4 separate regions of the Mus musculus genome follow, and all the other regions are linked to region 1. Evidence: chromatin loops called from intact Hi-C (ENCODE). Cell type or tissue: heart. All regions are shown on one strand. Each heading gives the region's core, and the rest is flanking DNA. Links, peaks and the distances in the headings are about the cores only. Region 1 overlaps Lrba (LPS-responsive beige-like anchor). Region 2 overlaps Lrba (LPS-responsive beige-like anchor). Region 3 overlaps Lrba (LPS-responsive beige-like anchor). Region 4 holds the start of Mab21l2 (mab-21-like 2).

Region 1 (7,994 bases), core at 1,319-6,318:
TTAATTAAAACATTTCTTCCTCTCCTTTTCTCCCATAAGCCCTCTTCTCACTCTCCTTCAAATTCATGGCCTCTTTTTCATTAATTCTCTCTCTCTTGCTCTCTCTCTCTCTCTCTATATATATATATACACACACATACATATATATATGTGTATATGTATATATACATATATGTATAAATATATATTATTATGCATATAAATAGAAATAATAAAGAAGTTTATACATATTCACTATATAAATGTATACATAAATAGATACATGTTTATATTCCTAAATGTAGCATGCTGAGTCCATACAGTGTTACTTGTATGCATGTTTTCAGGGCTGACCTTTTGGCTCTGGACAACAATTGATGTGTGCTTCCCTGGGAAGGACCACCTCCTGCTCCCAGCTTCCCTCAGGTGCCTGGAGTTCTTGGTGTAGGGTTAAGGGCTCATGGGCTTTTCCCTGTCCAGTTTGGCATGGTCATTGGTGTCATCCTGGTTTGGCTCACATTTGGGTGGCCATATTGATGAGACTTTACGGGAGTAGCTGCTGACGTTACCAGGAGACACAGTCGCACAGCAAAGTCCGTGCTCCTCCAGCTCTCAGGTCTCTCCCACCTCTCTTCTGCAATGTTCCCTGAGCCTTAGGTATGGGATTGGGGCTGAGCTCCACCACTCTCCATTTTGATTAGTTATAGTTTTTGTGGTGATCTCTGTCTCCTCAGACAGTGTCTTTCTAGGTAGACTGGCTGGCCTAGAACTCACAGAGACCCACCTGACTCTCTGCCTGGGATTAAAGGTATGCACCAATACCTGGCCCTGAACTTCTTTTTTACTGTATCTACCTTCTTTGGTAAATACATGTACTTAGGCAGGCACTTTAAAAGCCATGCAGGGCTCTCACACCTTTAGCTATTAAAAACATCTTGGTTTGTGCTTATGTAGCAGTGATGCAGGCCTTTAATCCAGCATTTCAGAGGCAGAGGCAGTGGATCTCTTCTGAGTTTGAGGGCAGCCTGGTCTACATAGTGAGTTCCAGGATAGCCTGAACTATATAGTAAGACCTGTTTTGAGAAAAAAAAACTTGTTCTAAACCACCCCAAGGAAATAAAATCATCTTCTTACTTCAGTTACAGAAAACTGGAACTTATAAAGATGAACACAAGCATGCTCAGTAGTTACAGAGTTGAGCTATAAGAGGAACCGAGTTCCAGGCACTATCTTTTTCACTTCCAGATGCTGGAGAGATGGCTCAGTGGTTTAGAACATCTGTTGCACTTGAGGGGACCTCAGTCTGAGTCCTAGCACCCACATGGCGGTTCAAAACCATCTGTAATTCCAGTATCCAGTGACCTCTGCTGGCTTCTGTGGGCACATGCAGGCCAAACACTCATACATATAAAGTACAAAAACAAACTCTTCTAATCATACATTTGAAATCTGACCAAGCCTATTAGAATTGAAAAAAAAAAAAACCTTACTTCAGAAACTAGTGAGTATGTGATATCCAATGATATGGCTAACTAGGTAATGGCAACTAAAAAAATAAAAACAAAAAAGCAAATGAAGAAAGAAGACACAGCCACAAGCTAGGTATGGTGGCTCACACCTGTACTTGGGGGAGGATCAGGGTATCTCAGCCCAGCCCAGACTACGGGAGATCCTACAGCAAAAACCAAAACATCCAGACAAGAACAAACAGAAAAATCCATCAAATCTAAAATTTGTTAATTAGTTCTTTAAATTAGCTCTATAAAGTAATGGTTCTAGCATGTGAAAATTAAGGTAACTAGAAAAAGTGGGGTTTTTAAAAGAAACAAACACACAAATAATTTCATATGAAAGGGCTTCTCATAAAGCTTCAGGAATATCTACTGCATAACACGAGGTACATACATGTGTTTGGTCTCATGCAATCTTTCTAGTAAAATGAGCCTTTCTGGAAGGTGGTAGAAAATAGTTTAATGTTGGCCCAGAGGTCTCAACTAAATGCATATTTAGTAATGCTACAGCCATGCTCATGGGGTGAGGGAATAGTGCACTATATAATATTCTAGCAGCACCAAAGCCTACTTTTCTATGTGAGAAAGGGGGGCAGGGCACCAGTGACAGTTTCAGGGTAATATTCGACCTCTCAGTGTTCTGAGAGCCTATATACTGACAGTCACTCAGCAGTGTGTACTCTCATATTAATTTCAGCCATTATTTGAAATTAAAATGTCTCTCTTGAGCATGAAATGTTTGCAGCTTTCTTTGGGATTGTCCCTAATGTCTACATATGAAGAGACTCAGTTTTCGTTTGGGGGCGTAAATCAGCTTCTTTGTCCTCATATTTAAGTGGCTGCAGCCCTTGGGTGAATGGTATAGTGATTTTTCTCTGCAACCAAACAAGGTAAATAAATGTGATATATTGGCACATCACCCCACTGCTCTGCATATGGTACACATTAAAGTTGTATTCGTTTGCCATATGAATATAATTCCTTTTACCACATCTACTATTAGCTACAAGAAGTAAATACAGAGTTGTTTTGTTGGAATTTGAGGGCCTGCATTACATCACAGAGCACTAAACATCCTGGACCTTCTGGAGAATTTCATAGGCGTATTTTTAATGTCACCTGAACCTGAACACTGCCAGCATACTGCTTCAAACCCATACTTTGAATTTTACAAGAAAATGAAGATATTAGGTAGTGCAGTGGGCCAGGAAGGAACTGGGTTTGGTCTGAATGAGGCATATGTAAGAACTGGTGTCCTCCACAAAGAATCAGACCCATCCCCGTCTCTTAAAGAAAAGGCCATGTGCCTCAAGCTCCGCCATCACATACAGACCGAGTAAGCGTGAGAGACGGAGTGTAGGTGTGACAGAGGCCATGTCTGCCCACTGTGCCTTCCTGAAGACCTATGATCATTAGGATGCGACTTTATCTCAGGACACACTGGGGTGCTTTGGGTTTTTTTTTGGGGGGGGGGGGACATATTCTGTGCTTGGCTTAAAACACTTATTATAAAGTCCCAAATACAAATACAGGTTAGGGTAGGAACAGAAGAACAAAATTATTTCTTGTTTAAAAAATACGAGGTTTAACACATTTTACATATGCCAACAGTTGAGACCCCTGAATAATCTACCACAGGCAATTAGAGGCAAAATACACCAATGTTTCCAGGCCTTGCCTTTCCCAGTAGAGAGCTTTATGTCCCCAAATGTGTCCAGCAGATGGTGCTCTAGGCTACCTGCTTACAGAGAGTCTTACTGCACTACAGTTGCCTATGTTTTGCCAAGACAAAGAATAAGAATTTATCAGTAGCTTTAGTAAAACATGTTAGCCTTTATGACAAAAAGGACATGATTCCTAAATACATGCATAAAATATACATATGCATAAGCACAAGTGCCTGGCACCTGGCAAATAACTCACACCTGGGCGTGTTCCTAGGCCACTTCTCTTACAGACGTGATGAGTAGTCTGTGTGCCAGTGGTATTTATAGTTATAGGGCAGGATCATTCTAAATTCATTAAAAAAAATTTAGAATGCCTTAACGTTAGAATTCATTTTTAATTATAGCAGGAATGTCTCATTAGGGTGATACTGGTAAAATTAACAACTATAGGATTTACGGTAATGACTAAAGTGATTGATGAGAGTGTAACAGAATGAAGTTTTAGACAGAGGAAACGCAGGGCAGCTCCAGCATACAGTACTTTAAAAGCAGCTCTGCAGTCTGTTAGTGCTAGCCTTACGGCTAATAAAATCTTCTTTCTAATTAACGGTGCTGAAATATTCTTAAAGAACAGAATCTTGTTGTTATATAACCCATACCAGCCCCCCATAGACGCCATTCCCATAAGGAGAAAGCTGACATAGATTAGCATGTCTGATTGCAAAGAGGAAAAAAAAAAATGCCACCTTTCCATCAAATCAAAACCAGAATGCAAGAATGTTAAAGTACTTTACTGAAATAGTACACACACAAATCTATGCAGCACCCTCACATTCGGCAACCATTTGTTCCAAAAGCTAATAGACTGAGGCTGTAAAGAAAAATTACTTTGAAACCTAAAAGTGTGGCATACATGGTTAGTTTCTAAATCCCAGTTTATGATTTATGAGTGTAATATAAATTAGTGAATAAATAATAACTGTTGTATGTTTTCATCTTGTTTGTATAAGGACAATCATGCCAAAGTTGGAAGTGTTTAATTTAAATACCAATTTAGTGAACCAAAGGAGCATACTTTCTGAGAATTTGGAGGAGGTGGTCTGGTCCGGCCTGCATTGTTCTGAAGGGAAAACCTTTCACTGGAGGAATCTTGGCCTAAGAGAGCGGACTGGGGTGAGCTCACAAGGTGCGGAGCTTTCTGCAGAAAACACCTTTCGTTGAAATGGTCCTGGTTAATGTTACAAAAACCATCCACAACCAAGTGGAAGACTATTTTCAGCCTTCTTATTGGAAAGCTGCATTCCACAGCAGATAACCATCGCAAGACAATAGAGCCAAAGGTGAAAAACGGCCTGTCTGCCTGCGGAGAGCAAGCCTTTGGCTGCATGATCTAGACAGGTTTCATAAAACATCCAAGTCATTTTTAAAGCTCCAAATTATACTATTTATAGGTTTTATCCAAGTTGAGTTACCCTGATTTTTATCCAACTAATACACATATTAACATTGTATAACATTAGGTTAAAATAGTTACACAGCTACCAACTCTCTATATAGCAACAATTATTAGATTTGAAGAAAATGGTATTTGGCTCTTGCTTATGATCCTTGCAAGTAAAATCACTAACTCTTCTTGTAATTTTAGAATTTAAAATAAAATTAAATTGCTGAACCTAGGAACTATAAAATGCAGAAAAAAGCAATAGGATGCTCTCCACCTCTTTTTTTGTTTCCTTTCATGTAATAAAAATATTGAGGTTAAAGTACTCCTGTGTATTTACCAGCCATCCTACAAGTGTGTGCATGCCAGCATGTGGCCGTTCTCAGGGGTCTTCCTGTCGCTTTGAGACATAGCGGAGGCAGGAGTCTGGACGCTCGCTCATCTGAGGCATCGGCTTCAGCCTTCAGTGGCTGCTCACAGCTTTCGCTGTGCCAGAGGATCAGAGAACTGAACCAGTTGAGACTGTCTGCTATTTGTTTTTAAAAGCTTAGATTGGCTTTTTAATCTTTTTCCCTAATGTGTATAAATTCTCAGAGTAAGAAAAAGTACCTGTTTGTCTTTCTTACAGACTCGTTCTTCAAAGGTAAAGTGAAATTGAATTGGAGCATCAGATATTATAAAAGGGCCAGAAAAGATGAGGTAATATAAGTTATTCAAAATACATTACAGTTTTCTGAAAATTGTATTAGATGTTCTGTGTTTCTGTTTTTTTCTCTTCTTCATTGTGTACATTTCTAGGTGTTACTGCCCACCATGTTTCAGACGAGAGAATGGTGGACATTGCATGCAACATTTTAATATGTAGCCAAGATGGAGTCTGTGAAGTGATTTATGTCTGCTGAACACCTTGTGCCTCTGATAACAGTTCCTACCATTGCTTTATTTTACAGACAAGAGAGAGGGAGAGAGAGAGAGAGAGGGAGAGAGAGAGAGAAGAGAGAGAGAGAGAAAGGGGGGGGGGAGGCACAGCAGAGCCAGGAACTTAGATTTCTCTTACAGTGAATCTCAGTGTTTGATCACTCCTTCTTGATTCACTATTTAAATGACATACATACAAAAACCATCTCTAGGGCAATTTGTAAGGTACTTAAATAAACAACATATTTAAATACATGCATATATCATTTAATGTGTAAGTAGATATAAAATACTCTGAAAATCTAAAGTTTTCTAATTTTAAAACATAATTAAATCTCTGAAATGCTATACAGTTCCATGCAGGAATAGCCAGTAGGGCTTTAGCTGTTTCTCAGAATACACAAGGCTGGAAACTGCGTATCATAGAGAAGGTAATCACGATGAGTGAAAAACAAAGACTCACATATCTGTCTTCGTGGGTACAAACTGCTATACATGCACAAAACGTTGTAAGGCAAGAAAAAGGCTTTCCTAAATTCTTTGAGAGACAAATAACAAACTGGTAGATTTATGTATTACCAAATTTAGGTTTGCCTGATATAATTACTCTTATATTTAGAAAAACAGGAAAAGAGAAACTGAAAGTAGTCACTCAATCTAGGAGGCCAGGACGGGAGAGGCATCAGAGGCCACCACAGCAATCAAAGGGTCATAGTATATATTTAGAAAATCCAAGCCCCCGAGTGTTCTATCCTTTTACGTTAATTGTAATTATATATAAAGCAGAGTTGTCTGTGTAAGTCAGAGATGTGCACAAAGCACACTTCCCCAAAGTACAAACACACACTACAGCTCACTCTGACCGCTGAGACTGGATTGCCCACAGTATCAGAACTTTAACTTTTTTCTATTCTATTCACATATAAGATTATCTTTGATTAAAGTCAGAAATAGGTCCATTAGATATTAACTGAATACAATGTTTGTGATCTAATGCAAAAATCTCTCAAGTGCATAAAAAGAAAAAAAATAGCTTTAAAAAAACTTTGCATTTTACGAAATAAATATTAGCATTTTTTGAACAAAGTGTTCACTGTCACACAAGTACTACCCATTTTTTTCACAACCCAGAGAAGTCAATCGAAAATGTGACAAGGTGAAATACATTTACACCCAGACAAGGTGCAGTATTCAGGTAATAACATGAGCTTTCCTTAGCCAAATACACTGCAAGCAGCTCTCAATTAAAACACGGTAAATATTTAAGAACAGTCACAGAGTCTACCTTATGAGATAGAAATCTATAGCTATTCTTACAGGAACTCTTCTCTGTTGTCATAATCATTTTAATTAAATTCTCATTTTTCAGGTGGTCCCTTTAATTGTTTTTCCTACTTCTTAATGTGTTTTTTAAAGCCATCTCTTGACTGCAGCTGTGTGCGGTTGATTTTAATGGTGGCTGTTTCCTTTTTTGCCTTCTGTGAATTACAATTTTAAATGGTTACACATTTTTTTGTTGTTGTTTTACTGCCTTCAGCAGTTTCTGAAGGAATTTAATGCTGTTGGTGAACATTTCCATTTCCCATCTGAAAAGCCAGGAGCCGATTTGAATCTTCCATATTGGCCTTTTATGACCTGTTTTATCTTTTAATATGTAAATGAAAGTATTATAAAGTTGTAGATTTCCGGAATTATAACTTTTAATTTTCTTTTTTAAAACATGAATTCAATCAACAAGAAAATATGTAATTTCTCTTTTATGTTACAGGTTATATTGTTCATGAGAACACCTCTACTTTAGCTGGTGACACTAGTGCAGCCAAGCATGGGTATAACATGAAAACAAGGGGTTCACATATGAACATGAATTATCAGTGAATTTAGAAATCAGCTACTTGGGTGATTCAGTTTCATTCTCACCATGATGGAAGAGCTTCTACCCAAGGTGCTAGTCTTCTATATGATGTAGAAAGCTCACTTTAAAAACAAGCTTGTACTTACCGCCAGGGTTATCTCCAATCCCGCTGCTCTTCCCATTCCAGTACCACAGAAGAAGAGTTGCGTCACGTGACCCCGAGAGGATGTAACAATTTCCCCCTATGTACGACTCAGAGCGAGCTAGGCAAGTGACAACATCCCAATGGCCAAACACCACTTGGATCAATTTTCCTGAAATATAAAACAATTTTTCTTTAAGGCACAATTAAAAGACAAGGCAAACTTCTATCAAATACATAACCCGCAAGACAATGCTGCCGTGACAATTCAGATCTTAGAACGTTCTGACCTGGCAGGGTTTTTTTGTTTGTTTTTAAATGCTACTTATAATAGTGAGAAAAATCAATTGAATAGTGATAAGATTTTAGAAAGGCATATGTTAAAACTATTTCAACAAATACTTGGGTATGAGGACACCATATCCTTATGAACAGCTACTATAAATTACTAAAGAATAATATTTTCTGGTTAAAGCAGCCC
Region 2 (7,994 bases), core at 998-5,997, 430 kb after region 1:
CTGGAAAGATCAGGAATTCAAGGCCAATACCTAAACATGATAAAAGCAATCTACAGCAAACCAGTAGCCAACATCAAAGTAAATGGAGAGAAGCTGGAAGCAATCCCACTAAAATCAGGGACTAGACAAGGCTGCCCACTTTCTCCCTACCTTTTCAACATAGTACTTGAAGTATTAGCCAGAGCAATTCGACAACAAAAGGAGATCAAGGGGATACAAATTGGAAAAGAGGAAGTCAAAATATCACTTTTTGCAGATGATATGATAGTATATATAAGTGACCCTAAAAATTCCACCAGAGAACTCCTAAACCTGATAAACAGCTTCGGTGAAGTAGCTGGATATAAAATTAACTCAAACAAGTCAATGGCCTTTCTCTACACAAAGAATAAACAGGCTGAGAAAGAAATTAGGGAAACAACACCCTTCTCAATAGCCACAAATAATATAAAATATCTCGGCGTGACTCTAACGAAGGAAGTGAAAGATCTGTATGATAAAAACTTCAAGTCCCTGAAGAAAGAAATTAAAGAAGATCTCAGAAGATGGAAAGATCTCCCATGCTCATGGATTGGCAGGACCAACATTGTAAAAATGGCTATCTTGCCAAAAGCAATCTACAGATTCAATGCAATCCCCATTAAAATTCCAACTCAATTCTTCAACGAATTAGAAGGAGCAATTTGCAAATTCATCTGGAATAACAAAAAACCGAGGATAGCAAAAACTCTTCTCAAGGATAAAAGAACCTCTGGTGGAATCACCATGCCTGACCTAAAGCTTTACTACAGAGCAATTGTGATAAAAACTGCATGGTACTGGTATAGAGACAGACAAGTGGACCAATGGAATAGAATTGAAGACCCAGAAATGAACCCACACACCTATGGTCACTTGATCTTCGACAAGGGAGCCAAAACCATCCAGTGGAAGAAAGACAGCATTTTCAACAATTGGTGCTGGCACAACTGGTTGTTATCATGTAGAAGAATGCGAATCGATCCATACTTATCTCCTTGTACTAAGGTCAAATCTAAGTGGATCAAGGAACTTCACATAAAACCAGAGACACTGAAACTTATAGAGGAGAAAGTGGGGAAAAGCCTTGAAGATATGGGCACAGGGGAAAAATTCCTGAACAGAACAGCAATGGCTTGTGCTGTAAGATCGAGAATTGACAAATGGGACCTAATGAAACTCCAAAGTTTCTGCAAGGCAAAAGACACTGTCTATAAGACAAAAAGACCACCAACAGACTGGGAAAGGATCTTTACCTATCCTAAATCAGATAGGGGACTAATATCCAACATATATAAAGAACTCAAGAAGGTGGACCTCAGAAAATCAAATAACCCCCTTAAAAAATGGGGCTCAGAACTGAACAAAGAATTCTCACCTGAGGAATACCGAATGGCAGAGAAGCACCTGAAAAAATGTTCAACATCCTTAATCATCAGGGAAATGCAAATCAAAACAACCCTGAGATTCTACCTCACACCAGTGAGAATGGCTAAGATCAAAAATTCAGGTGACAGCAGATGCTGGCAAGGATGTGGAGAAAGAGGAACACTCCTCCATTGTTGGTGGAATTGCAGGCTTGTACAACCACTCTGGAAATCAGTCTGGCGGTTCCTCAGAAAATTGGACATAGTACTACCGGAGGATCCAGCAATACCTCTCCTGGGCATATATCCAGAAGAAGCCCCAACTGGTAAGAAGGACACATGCTCCACTATGTTCATAGCAGCCTTATTTATAATAGCCAGAAACTGGAAAGAACCCAGATGCCCCTCAACAGAGGAATGGATACAGAAAATGTGGTACATCTACACAATGGAGTACTACTCAGCTATTAAAAAGAATGAATTTATGAAATTCCTAGCCAAATGGATGGACCTGGAGAGCATCATCCTGAGTGAGGTAACACAATCACAAAGGAACTCACACAATATGTACTCACTGATAAGTGGATACTAGCCCAAAACCTAGGATACCCACGATATAAGATACAATTTCCTAAACACATGAAACTCAAGAAAAATGAAGACTGAAGTGTGGACACTATTCCCCTCCTTAGAAGTGGGAACAAAACACCCATGGAAGGAGTTACAGAAACAAAGTTTGGAGCTGAGATGAAAGGATGGTCCATGTAGAGACTGCCATATCCAGGGATCCACCCCATAATCAGCATCCAAACGCTGACACCATTGCATATACTAGCAAGATTTTATCGAAAGGACCCAGATGTAGCTGTCTCTTGTGAGACTATGCCGGGGCCTAGCAAACACAGAAGTGGATGCTCACAGTCAGCTAATGGATGGATCACAGGGCTCCCAATGGAGGAGCTAGAGAAAGTACCCAAGGAGCTAAAGGGATCTTCAACCCTATAGGTGGAACAACATTATGAACTAACCAGTACCCCTGAGCTCTTGACTCTAGCTGCATATGTATCAAAAGATGGCCTAGTCGGCCATCACTGGAAAGAGAGGCCCATTGGACACGCAGACTTTGTGTGCCCCGGTACAGGGGAACACCAGGGCCAAAGGGGGGGAGTGGGTGGGTAGGGGAGTGGGGGTGGGTGGGTAAGGGGGACTTTTGGTATAGCATTGGAAATGTAAATGAGCTAAATACCTAATAAAAAATGGAAAAAAAAAAAAAAAAAAAAAAAAAAGAGATGTAAAGGTTTGACAGTAAGACCCAAGAGAGAATGCCTAGCATATAGACTGCACTAGGCTCAATAACTTGAGCTAGCTAAACAAAAAAAACTATATATGGTATATACTTCACTAAGAGTATAAAGAAGATACATAAATAGTAACATTGAAGTATGTTAGTAGGGAATGGGAGTAGGAGCTATGAAGGATACAGACAAAACATTTGAGAACGGGTATTTAATTTCATAAATGCTAAGTATTAGGCCCCTTGTTCTTTGTATCTTTCAGTGTCTCTAATATTTCATTATAAATTTTTAAGCTAAAAAAGCAAAGAACAGGCTGGAAGAAGTGAAAGTGAAGAAGCCGACCGCTCAACCTTAGAAGGTAGGGGCAGGAGGCTCACAAGCCCCAGGTCACTACTGACAAGATTACTAAGCTCATGGCCATCCTGGGTCACATACACACTGAGTTAAAAACAGGAAAATAGGTGAGATTTTCTTTGAAACCAATTTTTTTTACCTGATTTTGACTAAGCAAAGTGCAAATATGAGCCAGAACTTTTCTTTTTATTCAACTTTATATTATTTACAAGAGGGAAACAAAAAACAAAAACAAAAACCTCCCATCTTTGAACATGGTGCGCCACCTTGTGTTCAAAACTTCCTAACAACAATAAAAATTCAGAAAAAAAGAATCTGAGTAAGGCATACATAAATATCTAAATTTCTATATATTATTCCATGATGTTCAATTTTACTTAAACACATATAATACTTACACTGGAAAATAATTGTTTCAGATCTATATAAGTAAGGAATATTTTTATTAATGCCTTTGGTTTTACTTCATTTATTTTCAGAAAATAACTTGCCTTTTTCCTTTATTTCAAGCATATTAATATTTTACATGAGTAAAATTCAAAATTACAGTTACTTAAAACATCATACACTTTCATAAGGCAGCTTACCTTTGAATGTGTGATGGATAAGGTGTCTACCCACACTCGCCAGCCACCCCACTCGTATTTGACTGCATGGTAAAGCAGAATTCTGAATATGGCGTACACCATCTCTGTTATCTTTTGCTCATCTGAATTCTTAGGATTAAAATAGCAGAGAGAAAGCATCCATTCTTGCCACACAGAGCACTGCAGCAAGCTCCTGAAAATATTTTTTAAAAAATATTGAATTACTACAAAATATAAAATCACCAGAGAATTCTACAGACTAATTGTCTGTAAAAAGAAAGATGGGGGAGGTGGGGAAGAGGGACAAACCAGGCCAGGCTTGTTAGTACATGCCTTCAATCCCAGCACTCACAAGACAAAGGCAGGTTGGTCTATAAGTTCCAGGCCAGCCTGTTCTACAGAAGGACAGGTAGGGCTTGTGTGAAACCCTATTCCCAATGTGGGGCTGGGGGCTGGACCCAAGCCATAGTTATCTATAATACATCCAAAGCAGTTTTAACAATGTGGTAATAAAAATTCTAGCTCTTGTGTGTTATTTCCTCACACTTATAAAGAGGAATTTTTCTAAGACAAACTGGAATCACCCAAAAGTCGACATGAATACTGTAAATAGCTGCTTTCTGTTCCAGCTTACCTCCTGTTTTCTCTACTGTTATTAAAAAGTTTAATCATGTCAGAAAGAAATGCTCGGCGAACCTCCATGCTCTCTGGGCACTGGGGAGAATTTCGAAGTAGGGTCGCAATTACTTTTAGTATCTCTGTAAGACAGTTCATAAATAAGTAAAAACCAAACACAACAAAAAAATTCATGAAGGTAGATTAATATAAATGATTTCTTGAGCTTTCCTTTATAAATGTCTACTAAAAACATCTTGTAAAACTTGGGGAAACATGCTGACTTAACACTTATTTTAGAGAAGTTGTAAGTTTATAGAAAGGAGCCAATATTTGTTCAACAGGACAATGACTTAATGTCAAGCTGATTGTCTCCCCTCCAACAAATGACCTTGACATGGTGAAGCAGGTGCCTGAGCTACACCCAGCCAGTTACCATTTACACAGTCCAAACAATACACTCAAGTTATAAATTAACAAAATGTTTAGTCTCTGCCAAAGAGTAAAACTGAGCATAAAACAAAAATTCCCACCATATTCAAAATCTTAAGGAGAAAAGATAAATTCTTATTCTAAAATAAAATGTATTGCATATAGACAGCCTTTCCTTTATGAAATAAAATTTTAAAACTATAAAAAAAAATAAAAACACATTCAAGCATGCTGAAGGATGCCATGGCAGAATGTAGACACTGTGTATCGTCTTCAAAGTTGGGCCCTCTGAGAGAAGAGTCAGTGTTCTTCTCTCTCCAGGCCCAAGTGAGCTGTGACTCAAACACACAGTATATACCACTGCCTTGCCTGAAACAGTGGTTAGATACTAAAAGGTCAAACGGTATGAGTAGAGTGTGTCCTCTCCAAAGTGCAGGTGCAGCCTGCGACGTGACAAGGTTAAGAGGTGGGACATTAAAAGTCATCAAGCCTTGGGTTCTCTCCAACTAATGAGAGGAAGACCATATTTTTAGGGCTCCAGGGCAGCTTTCAGCTTGCTTGTTCTTGTTCTATTTTCCTCAGTGGGCAGAGCAGCCCTCACCAGAACAAATAGAGAAATCTTTGGCCTGGACTTTTGAGCAAAAAAAAAAAAAATTGGAAAAAGGCAAATTCTATTCTTTTCAACTATCCAGTCTCAGCTACTATGTTAGAGCAGCATGTTCTAAGTTGATAAAATACTCTAAAATTTTTACATTTAAGTTTTTCCCTTTTCGCTCTGAACAATGAATGGCATCATATGTCTTGGAAAGCAGAGGAAACTGAACTTGGAAGTTGCCTGCTTTTAAAACTGATACAATGGCTGGGTGGTAATGGTGCACGCCTTCAATTCCAGCATTCAGGAGGCAGAGGCAGGGAGATTTCTGAGGGGCAGCCTGGTCTACAAAGCTAGTTCCACGACAGCCAGGACTACAGAGAACCCATCTCAACCAGTCAAACAATCAATAATATAGAATATAAAAATTTTTTAAAGTTCTTTTAAAAAAAAAAAAAGCTATGATGTGGCACACTACACACAGAAGCAGCACAGCGGGTAACTAGAACTCCTCCCCACACAAAAAGTACTTGCAATTCTGAAAATCCTTTACTCTGATGACATGATCTTAAAAATAAGATTTAGTATATAAGAATTCTAAGTTAAATAAGACTGTGTCCCATATCAAACTTGGCATTCCTATATTGGCAGCAATTTAAAATAAAACCTGTTCACCACTGTTTAAGTAATTCAGCCTAACTTCACTAAATAATATAATAAAAACTTCTCTAAAAAACTAAACCAAGATCATATGCATAAAATTTAAACCTTTCACATAAGCCAAGTAACGACACCAACTGGTGTAACATGCAATAAAAACCTAAGTAAACGATTCTGCTACAAAAGGTTTACTTGCTTCCATATTAACTTTCGGGTTTTCATAGACTTATCTGTAGAGTAGAAAAGAGTAATTTTAAAGAGTGTGAGATACATACGAGGGTTTTGTATTTTTACTGTAGAATCGGGATCTGGATGCTGTTTGTGGATCACCTGAGTACAGATCTGTTCTATAAGAATCTGCAAAAGTAAACAACAAGCTACATTAGCACAAGACATGGATGAGTCGCTACAGAGGAAGTCGCAGCACAGTCCTAAGCAAAGCTCAGTGAGTGCAGCTGGGTGTGGGCCTCGCCTGTAGTCCCAGCTCTAGGGACACTGAGGCAAGAGGACTGCCAAGACTGGACAGCCAGCCCTGAAGACAGACAGAGCTAGACCTGAAACAGCCTGAGCTTCAGAACAAGATGCTGTCTCAAAAATGAAACTTATAATATAAACCTATAATTTCAATGCTAAGTTGTCCAAACACATAAATGCCTTTAATACCATAATGATATTTTTACTTCTACTTCATTATAAAATGATAATATCATTAGAAAATGAATACCAAAGTCAACACAATGAATAAACACAAAATAAGGATAACAAGATTACTTAGTAATTCATAATTAATAAACTTCTAAAATGCAGCCATATTACCTTTATGTAAATAATTTAAAAGTGGTACATTTTAAAAGACATGATCTCATTTTACTTAACTACCAGCCGTTATACAGTCACCTAAATATACACCATAATACTACATATACCTTAACTTCATTCTTACCTCAAACAGAACATTATACATGGTCATTGTGATTAGATTTGTCTGAAGCATAAGTCTCTCAGCTAGCAGCGAGAACAATCCATGCCCAAGCATGACTTCAGCTTTTCTCCTAAAATAACACCAAAGAAATCACAAGATATAGTTGTGGGGTTCACAACTACATAAAGGGAACACAAGTGTATTTTTTATTTGTTTGGTTAGTTGGTTGGTTGGTTGGTTGGTTAGTTTAGTTTGGTTTGGTTTTTTTTCTGTGTGATTATAAATTCCAACTCAATTACTATCACAGTTTTCAACCCAGAACTTTCAAAGCTAACCACAATATAAGCAATAGCTAAAGCTCAAGATGGGCTATGTAACAGCAGAGCGAAACCTGAACTAAATTCTTCAGAGCATTATCAGGTATTAAGTTCCCCACTAGGGTCTATGGCTTTCTTAGCCATATATCTCTAGTTTAGTTTACAGTCCATGTGGGTTTCTTCCTATGTAGCCCAAACTATCTGCCAGCACTGGGCTACGCACTACTCGGGACAGTTATCTAAGGCACATAGATGAATCGGAATCACAATGTGGAGAGAGAAAAAAAGAAATGTACATAATTTAAGAAACTGAACACTCTAGAAATATGTGCATTAAAATTAACAGTCCAGTCATAAACTTTCAAACTACAAATCATGTACTTTAATTCTACTCTGTGGTCAGCAAACTTTTTTCTATATAGTAAATACTTAAGATCTTGTGAACCATTTGGTCTCTGTCACATCTCACCATTGCCTTTCTACAATGAAATCGGTCACAGGTATGAAAATAATGTGTCTGTGATATAACAAACTTCACATGCAGGTGGCACCTGGGGTCAGGAAGACTTCCGTTTACCACAACCAGTTTGTTCTGCCTCCAAACTCTAAAGTTCTGTAATAAACTGTGAAGTAGCAACAGATAGAATGTGACGGCTGTTACATCTAGATCACTAGATCAAGGCAAATGACACAGGTATACACAGGGTGATTCAGTTCACCAAAATTAAGCCTTCCACACATTCACAAAAATTCTCATAAAAACCCAACACATTAGTAATTTAAGTAATTTTCATATCAGAATTGGAATTATCTTGTCCGGTTTTATCTTTAAAAT
Region 3 (7,994 bases), core at 1,341-6,340, 490 kb after region 1:
TACATTTTTCAACTACATGTGACTGAAAAATGTCTTGAAACAAAAGGTTCAATTTTAAAAGTAAGTAGATCTAGGTATGGTGCCTATAATCCTAGCCGTGGTGAGCATGGAACAAGAAGACCACAAGTTCAAGGCAGCCTGGGCTATAAAACCCAAGGGCCAGCCTCAGAAAGAAACAAGTAAATAAACAAACAACGTTCTGAGGGTGCACACTACAGCCTCAGCAACTGAAATGCCTGTCTCAAAAGAATACAAGACAACACAACTGTGTGGACTAAGGACTTGTTATAGGATTAGCTGTTCCACTGGCTAGTTCCTGTTGAAAAGAAAAACCATACTAAAACCAATATGAATTGCAACTTGATAGAAAAAAAGAAGCCAAATTAAAGAGAAGGAATGCTCATGTGAACACAAATTCTTTAGCCACTTACAGATTCCATTTCTTTAATTCTCCCTCAATCTCTACCCACAAAATAATAAGTGAATATACTTAATCACCTACCCTATACATTTAAAAGAGTTGATATTGTAATATAACCCCCAAAAAATTAAGCAATAGTATTCTCAGAGAGTTTTACTATATATTCTATTGGCCAAGCTCCATACTTGCATTAGAGAAAAATATGTAAATTTAAACCTTCAAACAGGAAATGAAATTTTCTAAATCCATTACATAACTTCAGACTCAGGAATGAACTGAAGGATAATAAATCATTTAAACCTTCATACACAGAACCTTTTTAAATTTGCATTTATCCACAGTAAATACAGCCATGTTCTTTAATAGATTACTAGTTCAATCTAGCAAACTAGTGATTTATAACACTGTCATATTTTAAAAATCAGAAATCTGTCACTGGTGACAAGTAGTCAGAAGTCCACTGAACTTCCATTACATGGACTGAAACACCACGGGATATGAGAGATAGCGAACGGTCATACATCCCATATTCAAATCAATCACCTCAATACTGTGTCTATCTGTCTATAGCTGTAAAATTACATACTACTGAATATTCCTATTGTTCAAGCATCCTGCAACTATTACCATTCAATCTTCCAGTCACTCAAGGCTTCCAAGCTACTTTAAAATGTATTGTTGATTTTATAGTTACTAATCTGAAGCCTTATTTTAAAGAACAGTAAGATTTGGAAAATATAAAAGAATAATCTATTTCTCCAAAAAGTATGAACTGTTATATCTTATACTTCAGACCCAAAAGCACATTCCCTGGGGAAAACTACTGAATCAGACTTTATAAAAAATTAATATATATTAATATTTGCATAAAATGTATAAGTATATGTAATATGTATAATTAATATATTAATATGTGTATAATGAATAAAATGGTAAACTACAGACTATATTTGAAAACCAAATATCTCACAATAGAAAATCTAAAGAATTCTCAAATTCAAGTAAGACTGTGTCTCAAAAAAGAAAAACATTGACAAAATTTAATGTGGTTGATCAAGAAAAATGAAAAAAAAATCAAATCATTAAAATCAGAAATGAAAGAGAGCACATTGCTACCAGCTTTACAGAAAGAGAGAGAGAGAGAGAGAGAGAGAGAGAGAGAGAGAGAGAGATTACAAAAGAATACTCTGAACAGATTTATGTCTAAAGTAACAACTTAAGATAAAAGGAACAAATTCCTAGAAAGCCACTTATTTCTGAAACTAGTTCTAAAAGAAAGAGAAAAGATAAATAGGCTAGAAACAAATAAAGTGATAGTAATCAAAAACAAAGCTGGAGCTCTGATAGTTTCTGTTAAAAAATGAACTAGTGTGATTCTTTACAAACTCCTCAAAAACACTGAAGAGAAAACTTTCAACTCAGTCAATGAGGCCAGTGTTACCCCTGTGCCAGACATAACAAAGTACAGGAGAGATCACTACACATGAGACCAAAAATATTAGCAACATCTACAAGTAATTCCACACAATAAGCAAATCATATTTACTCTAGAAATGCAAGTTTAGTTTAACATATAAACACTAACAAATATGGGGCTGGACAGATGCCTCTGTCAGTAAAATACCTAGGACCTAGGTTCAAGGCCCACAAATTTAAAAAGCCAAATAAAGTGGCATAGTTTTAATGCCAACCCTGGGGAAGCAGAGACAACTGGATCCCTGCTGGCCAAGCAGCCTAAGCTATGTGAAGAGTTCCAGGCCTGTGAGAAAACATGTGTCCAAAAAAAAAAAAAAACAATAAAAAAAAAAGAGAGAAAGACAGTGGATGAAAAATATATATATACAAGGTTGAGCTCTGGCCTCCACACACAAATGCACAGGCACCTACATACACAAACACACATTCTTGTGCACACACATACATATGTACACACAGCAAAAAACAGTAGATTATATACTGCATGAATAACATGACAAGGAAAATCATATGATCATCTCCATAAACACAAAAAATGCATTTGTCAAGATCTAACAGTCTTTCCTGATGAAAACACTTCAAGTAGATACAGACAAGAATGTGCTCAAACTGTAAGGATCAGGACAACCAACCTCTTGCTTAACAGAAGCATCACTAGAAACTCAGAAGATAATTAATCTTTGGATCTATACACATATACATGTACACACACACACACACTTCAATACATAAAACTGTAATTGGTATTATTTAAAAATATTATGTGTGTAGTGAAAACAAAGCAATAGCCAACAAAGTAATAACGATTGTGCATAGTACCCACACTGAAACCCTGAAAAAGCACTTCTGACCAAAGAAAATCATGAAAAACTGAGCTTAAGTTATTTTGCCATACACAATAGCAGGAATATAATCAATTCAAAAAGGTTGTGACAAAAAGACTCAAGAGCCAGTCTCGGGCTGGAGAGATGGCTCAGTGGTTAAGAGCACTGACTGCTCTTTCAGAGGTCCTGAGTTCAATTCCCAGCAGCCACATGGTGGCTCACAACCATCTGTAATGGAATCGGGTATGTCTGAAAACATGAAGACAGCAACAGTGTACCCATATACATAAAATAAATAAATAAATCTTTAAAACAAAAGGGCCAATCTAGACCTATTGGACCTATTAGACCCTACTGACCAGACACATCAATCTGTAGTTCAGTGATGAGCATCACTGCAATCATCCATTCATTCATAGAATTTTTAAATCACAAATTTACTGGTTTCCTCTGAGGCAGTAGTTCTCAACCTTCCAAATGTTGCGACCCTTTAACACAGTTTCTCATATTATGGTGACCCCCAAAGATAAAATTATTTTCATTGCCAGTTCATAACTGCAATTTTGCTACTGTTATGAATCGTAATGTAAATATCGGATATGTAAGATATCTGATATGCAACCCTTGAGAACCACTGCTCTAAAAAATAATTATAAAGCAGAATTATCGGATATACTGTGGAAATTAGTAAATTAAAGGAAAGAATTATGCATTTATTCTGCCCTCTATAAATGTACACTGGTGACCATACCACTAGATAAACAAATAACTGTTTCTTCATTGAAAGATTCCAGTTAAATACACACATACCACAGAGAAAGAGAGAAAGAGAGAGAGACAAAGACAGACAGACACTATCAACATTTTTTTGTTATTTTTGTTTTTTTTGTTTTTTTGTTTTGTTTTGTTTGGTTTGGTTTGGTTTGGTTTGGTTTGGTTTTTAGATCCAGGCAAATAAATACATTTGGATGGTGAATACCAGGGCCGATAACATCACTCACACTGAGAAACCAGGCATAATTGCTTCCAGTGAAAGAGCACAGCACCACCTACAGTCTAGTTACAGGAATGGAAGCTGAGTCTGACAAAGGCTCTAGATTGTCCTGCCAAAATGCAGGAAATACAAAGGACCTCAGGATATGTTTAACTACATCCAGACAGAAACACTATGAAATGTCATAAGTTCCAGGTTCTTCAATAAATAAATTCATCTGATACTTTTGAAGTATATTAGGCTAGGTGTGGTACTATATATCTGTAGGCAGAGAGTGCAAAAATTTTAGGCCAGTTTCAGCCACACAGCAAGTGAAAGGCCAGCTGTGGCAGCTACAGTGAGCACCTGTCTCAAAGAATCAAATTAATTAGTTGGTTAATTAATTACAAATAAGCAAAGCTAGACTGTAACACAAGAATATGTTGTTGGATAAGAGAATAAAAAAGAAGAAATTTTTAATAGTTTTAAGTCTACATTTGAGGAGGGAAAAAATGCTTTTAGTGGGATTCTGAAAAAGCTATAAACATTATATTGCTTAAACTGGCAATGCTTTCCAGGCTATTTGTCCTTCATTTTATTTATTTTGTTTCATGTTCTATCTAATTTACAATGAAATGTTAATGTAATGTGTACTTTGATTGTTCAATTTATAGCTTTAAAATATCTACCATTTGCCGGGCAGTGGTAATGCACGCCTTTAATCCCAGCACTTGGGAGGCAGGGGCAGGCCGATTTCTGAGTTCCAGGCCAGCCTGGTCTACAGAGTGAGTTCCAGGACAGCCAGGACTACACAGAGAAACCCTGTCTCAAAAAAAAAAACAAAATCTACCATTCAATCACAAATAAATACCATGATTATTCCTTGCAATAACTGCCAATAAACTTGTGATGACAACCCAATCTCCACACTTCAGACACCTTAAACAGCAAGATTCTCAGAATGCATTCTTGAATCACTATACAATTTCTCTGAAAAATTTCTCTTGAAAATAATTTATATTTTTAGACTTAATCCTCATCAATATCTAAAAATGCTCAGGAATAAGAATAATCTAGAAATACTGTTAAGACATCCGCAATATCCAAAGTATACTGGGATAAAACAGAAGGTCTATACCCATCAATAAAGTCATGACAGAAGTTTGGCCACAAAAAAAGACAAAGATTAGAAAAATAAATTGAGGGACTAGAGAGATGGCTCAGCGGTTAAGAGCACTGACTACTCTTCTGAAGGTCCTGAGTTCAAATCCCAGCAACCACATGGTGGCTCACAACCATCCAAAATGAGATTTGATGCCCTCTTCTGATGTGTCTGAAGACAGCTACAGTGTACTTACATATAACAATAAATAAATCTTTAAAACAAAAAAAACAAAAACAAAAAAAAGAAAAAGAAAATGAGAAATTATTAACTTCAAATGGGTTATCAGTTACAGAAAATGAATTTAAAAAACAAAGAACACTATAAGCTTTTTAAATCTTTCTGCCTTTTTCTTTCTATAAGTAGAAAATAAATTAAATATACAATCGCCGGGCGTGGTGGTGCATGCCTTTAATCCCAGCACTCGGGAGGCAGAGGCAGGTGAATTTCTGAGTTTGAGGCCAGCCTGGTCTGAAAAATGAGTTCCAGGACAGCCAGGGCTATACAGAGAAACCCTGTCTCAAAAAACCAAAAAAAAAAAAAAAAAAAAACCAAAAAAAAAAAAATATATATATATGTATGTGTGTGTGTGTGTGTGTGTATAAAATCTTTGGGAAAAGTTATCAAGCAAGAATAGCCACGAAACATGAGAAAAAAAGAGAAACAATAGGAAAGTACCTCTATCAGAAGATTAAAGCATAATTCAAAACGGGTTTTTTTTAAAGTGTAATACCTGTGCATGAATGTCAGCTAGCTATGGATGAGAATAGAAAATCCACAAAATGACCAAAAATAAAAGAAAACTACCATAATAAAAGCAATTTTTAAACACTTTATCAAGAACTAAGAGTTTATATATATATATATATATATATATATTAACTCATTTAATATTCTACAAATACATAAAAGTACTGTACCATTCTTATTTCAAGGAACTGAGGCATACACAAACAGATGTACAAGATTTCAGAACCAGAAAGTGTTGCTGTTAGAAATAAAACCAGGGCATGCTAACTCCAATGTCTATGTACCCCACCACTATGCAGTACGGTTTTTCTGTGTTTCATTTTAAGTGTCATCTCAAGATACGAAGGGGATTTTTAAAAATCAGTAAGATTGCATTAGAATAGGCAAGACGTCATAAGTATGGAAAAATTTAGTTGGAAACAGGTTTGAAATCAAAACACATTTCAAACTGATCAAAACTGTAAATGACTATGGCTAAGGGTGTCACTCATCAGTAAAGCACTTGTTTGTCATAGAAGGAGAACTGAGTTCTTTAGTGGAAACTTAAGGGTTCTTTGGGAAGTCAGTTATGTTACATGGTGTTTTGCTGGGGCAAACACATGAAGGAACATTTCACTGAAGCAGACACAGGTGCTAAAGCAAGCACGTGAAAGGACACATGATGAAGTAGTCTGTGCTAACAACATGCATGTTATTGATCCACCTTACAAGTGCTGTTGAGCTCCATTTGTCAGGACTCTATAGACAGAAACACACCAAAAAACTTCTGCTGGTGTGCTGAGGCTTCTTGCCACTTCCTCGGACTAGGGCTGATTGGTAGAGTGATGTCATCTGAGACAGATTCATGTGTTGAAGCAAGACACTCACTGAGGCAAGCCCCATGGAGGACATGGAATGTTTGGAGGGTATAAAGAGGACTCTATGGATAGTGATGGAGGCTAAGCTAGGCTTGCTTTATAGAGCTAGTTGTGCAGCGCTTGTTGGTCTTTGCTGATGTTTGCTTTGCAGAGAGAGGCACAGCTGAGAACTTCTGGCATTCCTGTTGGCCCTGGTCCCTCCTGCTGACTTGTGCTGAGGCTGGGGCCTGGCTGTCTCTGCTAGGTAGCACCATGGCTGCTGATTCGTGTTTGCTATCCTGACTCTACCAAACTGGACTGCTGATATATCCGTAAAATGTTTGCAAGTGGATCAAGCTGCCGCTGCTGACCTGTGAACTGAACTGTCAATTTCCTGACAATGCAGATGGTAGTTGCTCCAAAGAACCTTTCTAAACAGGTCTACTTCCCCTGTGTCCTTTCTTTCCCACTACCTCTGGTAAGCTAGAAGGCAGGTTAAAGTGTTTAAGAACCATCATTAAAAATGTGTTTTGAAAAAAATAAAGTTACAGAGTTCACTCTCCAACACGGAAAAAACAAATATTTATCAAAATATTGAAGGAAAACAAAAATCTTTAAGCATCTTAGTAGAAGGATAGGTTAAGGTTGGATGGCCTAAAATACTCAAAAGCAAGAAAGGATTCTCGAGAGGCCAGAAGTACACTGTTACTTCAGACTCCAGTGGTCAGATATGCCTCCACATCAGTACTGCTCCAACACCAACGCTTCCAGACTTGCATAGAGTACAGCACATGTGCCCACATGAAACCCTACTCTGATCCTAAGACTATCTTTCCATAGGGCTAAGAGAGACAGCAGTATTTTGCTCTTGGGCCTACTTCCAGCCACATATCTGAATCCTTGTCCTGCAATGGAATATTCCATAGCTACAGCTCCCACTCCCCAAAGTCACTTGGATCTTGGACAAGTTGTTATGTGTACAAAGATAAATCTCAGGAAACTGCCAAGACAGGACCTAAGACACGCTCACCTTTAGCCTTTGCTGGCCTTTGTTATCTCAACAACCATGATGTAGGCATCTGCAAACCTGCTGCCAAGATGTGGGCACACTGTCCTTTTTAACTTAAAATCTTAAGAATTGATTATGTGCCTGTCTGCCTCTGCTCTGGCATGCTGCTCAGCACACAAAGAAGAAATAATGGATTACACCATTGGTGCACAAAGTTGATCCTGATCATGTGATTGTTTTCCAATTTTAATTGTCAAGGACAAAGAGATGGGAGGAATTATGATCATGACACTGTGAGGACAAGTTCCAGATTCCCATGAGTTAATTATTGAGTTATCTTCCAATTCACAGTACAGACTTACATATAAATTTACATAAACCTTATTTTAACTTTTAATTTAATAATCTCTTAAAGAGAATTTAGCTTTCTCATTGTCAATACATGATCGTACTTCTATTTTTGTTCTGGGGATAATACACAAAAGAAAATACTACTGATTCATAAATAAAAAGTACATAAAACTGGATAATATCTAAGCTTTC
Region 4 (7,994 bases), core at 1,340-6,339, 210 kb after region 1:
TGGACTTCTACACCAACATACATAAAAGCAGAGGTGACAGGGGCTCTTCAATTATAGCCTCCTCAGATACCGTTTCCCCCTTCAATTATTCAACCAGGGATAGGAGCCGCAAACAGCAGAAGCTGCCTGCTCTCAGCCAAGGCAGTGGAGAGAGGTAAGGGGGAGGGGTGCAGTGTTTGCTGGAAGTGTTTAAGTTTATTGCTCGAATGATGTTTCTAATTAGCACCACAGCGATAAATTAAAGTCGCCTTTGTTTAACTGATTTATTATTTACTAGAGCATCTACCTTAGACAGGGTAAATTGGTAATGAATTGTTTTTAAATCAAAACATTTGTAACGTTTTATCATCCTTGCCTCTAGGAAGAGAAGTGGAGAAACGGTGGACAAGGGTGTGAGGAAACTTGCTCAAGCTGGCAGAGGTGAATGCAGTGGGTGCGCGTGTCCTGTAGCTTGAAGACGTGGCAGGCCGAGCTGAGACAGCCAGAATTACAAGGGTTCGCACAGGCGTCTCTGGCCACATGCATGCTGCAGATCTGGCCCCTGGAGGATGTGGAGGAACTCTGCACCTGGGCCTTGCCACCAGTCCCCGCCCGCCCAGCACTGCCTGTGGGATTTGTTCCAAGCTTCTTTTCCCTGTGGTCCCATACTCCACGGGAGTACACCCCTCTGGCCTGTAACACCTCCAAGGCAGGGACTATAGAACGCACTAGTTACCCGGCTACATGGCATGGTCTGGGTCCTGCAGCACCAAAGCCTCCCTGACCAGCGGGAAACCGCTGGCCGCAGCTAGCCGCCTAGTAGTGCATTCACTCTTAGGAACGCCCATGAAACTACTGTCCCAGAGGCTCTCTGATGCTTACTTTGCAAGGTTCTTCCCAACTCCTCGCTACTTAAAACGGCCCCCAAGCGATAAATCCCGCTTGGTTTAAAAAAGAAAAACCCAAATACTCTTTAGAAAGGAGCTTTAGCATCAAGGTGGAGGCGGGTCAAGTCTCCAGCCCTCCGGACCACCAAAGACTAAGAACGAATGAAGGGGTAGGGATCCAAGCATCTCATGCCCAGTAGAAAGAAACATTAGCTCTCTCGGTAGCAACTGAATTCAGGTTCTGGTAGGTTTCAAAAAATGCAAGTCAAGCTCTCCTACGGGGTTTTACAAAAGTTATACACAGCTTTTTAAAAAAAAAAAAAAACGGGCTAAAGATTTTATTTTCCCTATGCATAACCCACGGCTTAAATATTATCTGCCAAATCAACCTAAAAATAGCCCTTAACTACCTGAGTGTATTAAAACAACTGAGAGCCCTGGCATCTTAAATTCTGAGATAAACTCCCAGTAGCAAGTGAATCACCTTGCTGCAGCCCTTGTTTTTCCAAAAGTCCTACGAGGCAGCAATCACACAGCTTGTTAAGGATAACACATATTCTAAGGAACAAGAGCGACTGAGTTTTAGTGGGATGCAGGGGAGGAGGAAGGCCATCTGGGTAATCAATAACAGTAAAGTTATAGATTTTTATCCCAGTCAACTCCTTTAAAAGCAAGAATCAATTATGAAAATAAAATTATTCTAAACCAGTACTGCCCAAGAATATGTTCACAATTAACGTCACAGTATTTAAAAAATTAAGAAAACCTGAATTCAGGCTCATTTTTTTCCTTCATTTTAATTTAAGTCTAAACTATTTTGGTAGCTTATTTCAATCAGCAAGTATAACCAAGTAATGTATGCTAATATATAAACTTACAGTTTCTCAAAACTCACATATTTTCTCTCTAGTTATTGGTAAATTCCTATAAGAGTAAAATAATGACACAAAGATAGCTAAATCTAAATTATGAAATAAGGATCAAAAACATATCTGGAGTAGTTTTTGTCCTGTTCTGTATTTTTAACAGCATATGGAAATTACTAACAAGAGATTTATGGTTATAGACTGTCATCCTATCCCCTCCTTTACACATACACAGCAATTCTCCAGCTCTTGGCAACAATGGGATGGGAGGGAAAGAGAAGGGGGGGGGGACTACAAAATTTAAGTCCTTTCTTAAGCTCCCCTTCCTGCTCTCATTTGCCTTCAAGCCAAAGACAGTTTGTTAGAGTCTGCACCTTCTGCAGAATGTTCAGAGACTTAAAACCAAAAGTGAAGCTCACTGAAAGCACTACTACTTTGCAGGAATTGATCCAGCCATACCCAGAGAAGAATCCCTTCTATGAAGACTCTCCTCCTCACTGCAACGGTAAGAAAAGAGGATAAAAAAGAAAATGGGACTATGAAACGAGTGAGAGCATTTGGCTTCTGTCTAGTCCCATTTTCTCACCCCCCACGCCCCCTTTATCAAGTGCAGTGTGGTGGCTGCTGAGGTCCCAAGCTTGTCCTCTCTCTCTCTTTCTCTCGGATTGGCTAAAGCACTGACAGCTTGCATAGGGATTGTAGGAACTGAAGCTCCACCCCTTCACGGTGGCCCAGAACCATTCATAAACTAAGGAGAGAGAGAGAGAGAGAGAGAGAGAGAGAGAGAGAGAGAGAGAGAGAGAGAGAGAGAGAGAGAGAGAGAAGTGTGGGGGGCAGGTATCAGAGGACAGGGGGATGAGGTAGAGACTGCAAACGCAACCCAGAGGAGAGGAAAAACCCGGACTCCTTAGACCTGCACACCAGATACAACGTAAGCAACGATTTAGTCACACTAAAATAGATTTTGCTAGGGCCAAAAGTATAAATAACGAGGCAGAAAAGAATATCAAACAACTTGCAGCAGTTTGCACCTAGAGAAAGGCAGGAAGAACCCACCACAAACAAACCAACCCAATCCAAACAACGCCTCCAGTAGGAAGCCAGGAAAACTGCTACGACACAACCCCCTGAGAAGAGAGGAGACTAGCACGCTGAGACCGCGCGGGGCGTCTGCAAACCTCAGAGTGCGCTGCGGCCTGAGCTGTACTTCGCTGCTCTCCGGGCATTAATTACATCCTTCACTTTCCTTTTGGGGGAGGGTAAGGAAGGCATCACCTACGCTGAGCGAAGGCGTCCAACCATCGAGGGAGAAGTTTCAGAATGAACCACTGAATGTTTTTGTCTTATTTTTAAATTTACTTTGGCACTTATAAGACTTCATTTCCAGATATCTGGGCAATCGTGGCTGCTGCGGACATCTAAGCCTAGCCTCTTGGTAACCTAGTTTTTTCTCTCTCACGATTTCATCCATCTCTCCCGCACAAGGAGAGGCTCGTCTTTATTTTTGCAGGTACTTTCCCCCCTAAATAATATTATTTCTAATTTTCTGCGGAAGAAAGAAAAGAAAATTCCAAAGAGGGAAAAGAAAAGGCCAGCCGGCTATATCATCAGCCGGTCAGCCCAGGTGGAAAGCAAGAGTGAAATTGGGGCTTCAGGGGGAACGCACCGCCTTTCCACAGCCGCAGGGCCACCACCAGTGCGTGAGCCTTGGATCCCTCAACGTATTGCGAGACGCCGGTGTACAGCCCGGACCTGTGCCCCAACATGATCGCCGCTCAGGCCAAGCTGGTTTACCAGCTCAATAAATACTACACCGAGCGCTGCCAGGCGCGCAAGGCTGCGATCGCCAAGACCATCCGAGAAGTCTGCAAGGTAGTGTCGGATGTGCTAAAGGAAGTGGAGGTGCAAGAGCCCCGCTTCATCAGCTCTCTGAGTGAGATTGACGCCCGCTACGAGGGGCTGGAGGTAATCTCGCCCACCGAGTTCGAGGTGGTACTCTACCTCAACCAGATGGGAGTCTTCAACTTCGTGGACGACGGATCTCTGCCCGGCTGTGCCGTGCTCAAACTAAGCGATGGGCGGAAGCGGAGCATGTCTCTTTGGGTCGAGTTCATCACAGCGTCTGGCTACCTTTCTGCGCGCAAGATCCGCTCGCGTTTCCAGACACTAGTAGCCCAGGCGGTGGACAAGTGCAGCTACCGGGACGTGGTCAAGATGATCGCCGACACTAGTGAGGTCAAGTTGCGCATCAGGGAGCGCTACGTGGTGCAAATCACCCCAGCGTTCAAGTGCACCGGGATCTGGCCTCGCAGCGCGGCACAGTGGCCTATGCCCCACATCCCCTGGCCCGGCCCCAATCGGGTGGCGGAGGTCAAGGCCGAAGGGTTCAACTTGCTCTCCAAGGAGTGCTACTCGCTGACTGGCAAGCAGAGCTCCGCAGAAAGCGACGCCTGGGTGCTGCAGTTCGGTGAGGCGGAGAACCGCTTGCTGATGGGCGGCTGTAGAAACAAGTGCCTCTCGGTGCTGAAGACGCTGCGGGACCGCCACCTGGAGCTGCCTGGCCAGCCGCTCAATAACTACCACATGAAGACGCTGCTGCTGTACGAGTGCGAGAAACACCCGAGGGAAACGGACTGGGACGAGGCTTGCTTGGGCGACCGTCTGAACGGCATCCTGCTACAGCTCATCTCCTGCCTGCAGTGCCGCCGCTGCCCTCACTACTTTTTGCCCAACCTCGACCTCTTCCAGGGTAAGCCCCACTCGGCCCTGGAGAGCGCTGCCAAGCAGACCTGGAGATTGGCCAGGGAAATCCTCACCAATCCCAAAAGCTTGGACAAACTATAGAGTGCTGCCGACTGCGTGGAAAGCAACATAAATGGGCATGCTCTCCCAGAACACACAACAACAGCAAAAACTCGAAACACAAACTTTTATGTAAATCACCTGAAAGAACGGGAGTAGGCAGAAGACATCCTAATTAAGAAGCAAACAAAAGAGGGCAAACCAACCAACCCCCCCACCCCAAAAATAACATTCTTGCACAAAAATGATCGTTTCCTTCCAAACAATGTGAATTTAAAGATCGCACAAAAGAAGCAATCCGGCTTTGCGAACACAAAATGAAACCCAAGGTACATTTTTCAAATCAATGTATAGTAGCTTCCCTTCTTTTCCTTCTTTACGCCCGCCCCTCCTTGTTTTGGGTTGCTTGCGTGATTGTCACCAAGTGAAAATAATTATTTAACTATATGTGAAATTTCTTTTACAAAGTTTTACTGATGTGAAATGTGTCTCAGTGCCAATGTCAATGTGCCCCTGCCTCCTCCTTTTGCACCCCTAACCCCCGCCCTAAAATGTCTTGTTGAAACCAGTAAACCAGTAATAAAAATATTACTTTACATTGTAATTGGCTGCTTGCGGATTGTTCTTGAATGAAGGCAGATGAGATCACTTTCTAACTTACAAGATGTGAACTTGAACTAAATACAGGAAGCTTCCATTTGAACTCTGATTTGCAAACTTTAAAATACAGCATATTCTGGAGAATTAATTATATAAATCTCCCCCAAAATCCTTAGTAAAAAGTAAAATAAGTATTTTACTCAATATAACACATATTTTATGTTAATAGCAATATTTAAAAAAGAAAAGTGTGAAACAATATATTGTTAATCCTAAAATTTAAAATAATAAAAAAGCCTATTTAAAATTATATCAGGATTTTTTTAATGCTGTAAGGTTTTTTAAAATCTAGTTCTAAATGTTTTTAAAATTGCTTTTAAAGAATGAAGTCATGTCATGCTCTTTCTTCAACTATTCTTTTTAAGTTTCAACTAGTAATAATAAATAAAATTAGCAAGAAAATCAAAGACACCAAAAATAATAAAATAGTCACTGCAATATTTCTCTCCTCTAGCAACTGGTAATATGAACAATTCAGATTTATAACTACTTTGGTTTTTTAATGATTTAGTTATGAATGCAATAAACAGTATCATTTTAATTAAATTTCAAAAATTATTTTGAATCTACCTATATATAAAGGTCTTAAAACTATTTTATGACCTAAATAATTACTCCAAAAATTTAGAAATAGGAAAAGCACCTTCCATATTCTGCTTTCTCAGGTAACAATCCCATAGACTCATTTCAATGTTTCAACTCTGATAAGATTTCTTTTACATGCAATAAAATAACTGTTTGGAATAAAAAATAATTAGGAAAACTGAAAATATCCTAAAGAAACTGGTTTGTTTTCTGGCCAAAGGACAAGATTTGACCATGTGAAGTAAAGGAACAGAATATGTTAAATACTACCTCTAATATTTAAATTTTATTTTTTAAATTCATCTATTTTTTAATCTATAAGTGAAAGATATAGAAGAAAATGTTGTACAAGGCAGTATTCAGAGGAGAAGTCTGGGTGGGGGAGGGGCGCGTGGGGCTAAGAACAGGAGGACTAAGATTACTGAGCCCTGGGAAGCTCCCAGGGCTCTGAAGCACCAGGTCACTTGACAGAACAGGCATAAGCTCAGGCTGCCCTGGGAAAAGTAATTCTGTGTCAAAAATATAAGCTTAGGGGCTACCTACTTTGAAAATACCTTTGACCTTTCAATGTACTTAGTACCGGGTGTGTGTCTGTGTGTGTGTGTGTCTGTGTGTGTGTGTATGTTGTGTCTTCTTGTAAAAATAAAAACAAACTCATTAATTCAGTGCACTCACTAATTATTTTGAACAATAAAACAATTTATCCTCTTAAGGAGAAGGTCTGAATTTTAAGAAAATTTTCAAAGGAGTATGTTTGAAAATATAAAGCAATAGCTACTCAGAGGTGTACACAAATCATTTAAAGCACAGTATTTGGTGTAAAAGGTTAAAATGCTTTCTTAAAAAATGACTCATGCACAAGAAAAAGCATGTGTAGCACGGAACAGCGCTTCTTCCAACTACTTATGAAAAAGTTACTAAGTATTGACAAGAAAAAACAACCCAATTTGATATCCTCACATCCTTATTTAATGCAAGTTTTAAAAAAGGTTTTAATGTTAAAAATGTAGTCAAGAAAAGTGTTTACAATAAAAATATCTTTTAGCATTAATGTCAATATTAAATCAAATATTCTATCAATAATTTGCTGAAGTTAATTTCAAATATGTTGATGTCTGGAGAACTAGGAAGGTTTCAGTACAAGACAAATTTCATGATTAAGGTAAAATATCTTATGTTTTACAAGCAACAGAGAAAGAAAACTAATGTAATTATGCTACAGAAAGACAAAAAAAACTTAAAAGCTACAGCTTCCTATAAAAGAACAAATAGCTTCAAAGAACCTGTTCTCAAAGGCTGACAAAGATCTTAATTTTGAAAAAAGTTTTTAAACACCATTGATTAGATTTTAGACTTTAAACTATGTCCCAAAAGTAAAGTATTCTGAATGAAGTCTCAGTCTCTCTGAAGTTCTGAAGCGTCAGGAATCAGAGTTTAAATAATTTTGGTAGCCTTTCATAATGAATTTATAATATATTTTCATATACTTTAGCCATGAGACAAAGTAGAAAACATTTTGAGGTGATAAAAGTTCAGAATTCAAGTTTTCTCTGTACCAGAGTCACTAATTTATCTAACTGTAACTAACCAGTTCTCTCGTGGTTTTCTTTTCATGTGTTCCAGCAAGTTCTTCCTGATACAGACAGTGGTATGGAAACAAAGTACTTAAAGCAAACATGGCTGAGATAAGAAATTGTTTGTAAAGCTCAACAAAATTATAACATTATTTTTTCTCAAAAGTTTTTTTAGAAATACTTCCAAATTAGAAAGATTTCACAATTCCACATGATTCCAAAACAGAAGAGGCTACCAATAAATAGAATATGTACATACTGCACGCATGCACCCGCATGGGCACGCATGTGCGCGCGCGCGCGCACACACACACACACACACACACACACACACACACACACACACACACTACAAGCCAGTAAAATTAATTATTCCATTTTAAACCACTACTCTTTCTACAGGACACTTACTTGGTTATTTTTCAATAAACTGCTTCCTCTCAGAACAAATTATAGTACTTACTTTCATAAAATCAACATTATTTTGGCTTTATGACTGTGTTAAAAAACAGAAATGTTTCTAAGTAAAGTAAAATTGCCATGGTCTGAAAAGTAATCAAAATACCTTTGAAAGGGGAAATTACATTTTCATTTAAGAATAGGAAATTATGCAGTGCCTTGTAAAAGCTACCACAGGTAAT

The links. Hi-C counts contacts between places; a loop is a spot of excess contacts. Peaks named below come from ENCODE experiments on the same cell type or tissue, not always from the same donor. Only the 100,000 strongest peaks of a DNase experiment are listed, where the experiment ranks them.
Region 2: a loop joins it to region 1, with 6 times the contacts of the local background. A loop is called at or near these places in 26 of 42 quality-filtered maps.
Region 3: a loop joins it to region 1, with 9 times the contacts of the local background. A loop is called at or near these places in 13 of 42 quality-filtered maps.
Region 4: it touches region 1 in a loop (3-fold over the local background); 10 of 42 quality-filtered maps call a loop at or near these places.

Annotation. Positions count from the first base shown.
Region 1 is chr3:86,757,073-86,765,066 of GRCm38, reverse strand. It overlaps Lrba (LPS-responsive beige-like anchor), which reads right to left. Exons shown (of 57, transcript NM_030695.2): 53 at 7,518-7,685. Among named protein-coding and RNA genes, the nearest start is that of Gm52625, 11 kb to the right of the region's middle. In heart, for the core only: a CTCF peak has its summit at 3,212 (motif pointing right); no DNase peak of the experiment used is centred there; H3K4me3 peaks cover 334 bases; H3K27ac peaks cover 1,782 bases.
Region 2 is chr3:86,323,984-86,331,977 of GRCm38, reverse strand. It overlaps Lrba (LPS-responsive beige-like anchor), which reads right to left. Exons shown (of 57, transcript NM_030695.2): 19 at 6,864-6,972; 20 at 6,196-6,277; 21 at 4,256-4,379; 22 at 3,622-3,814. Among named protein-coding and RNA genes, the nearest start is that of Gm40083, 34 kb to the left of the region's middle. In heart, for the core only: a CTCF peak has its summit at 3,304 (motif pointing left); no DNase peak of the experiment used is centred there.
Region 3 is chr3:86,264,278-86,272,271 of GRCm38, reverse strand. The region is part of intron 2 of Lrba (LPS-responsive beige-like anchor); the gene reads right to left. Among named protein-coding and RNA genes, the nearest start is that of Gm26343, 7.1 kb to the left of the region's middle. In heart, for the core only: a CTCF peak has its summit at 3,776; no DNase peak of the experiment used is centred there.
Region 4 is chr3:86,543,194-86,551,187 of GRCm38, reverse strand. All of the region lies in intron 40 of Lrba (LPS-responsive beige-like anchor), which reads right to left. It overlaps Mab21l2 (mab-21-like 2), which reads left to right and starts at 2,905. Exons shown (of 1, transcript NM_011839.4): 1 at 2,905-5,138. The coding sequence starts at 3,497. The coding sequence ends at 4,576. It overlaps Gm31677 (a long non-coding RNA gene), which reads left to right. Exons shown (of 5, transcript XR_375777.3): 1 at 1-154; 2 at 362-420; 3 at 2,174-2,237. In heart, for the core only: no CTCF peak of the experiment used is centred there; a DNase peak (open chromatin) is centred at 4,277; H3K4me3 peaks cover 4,510 bases; H3K27ac peaks cover 3,314 bases.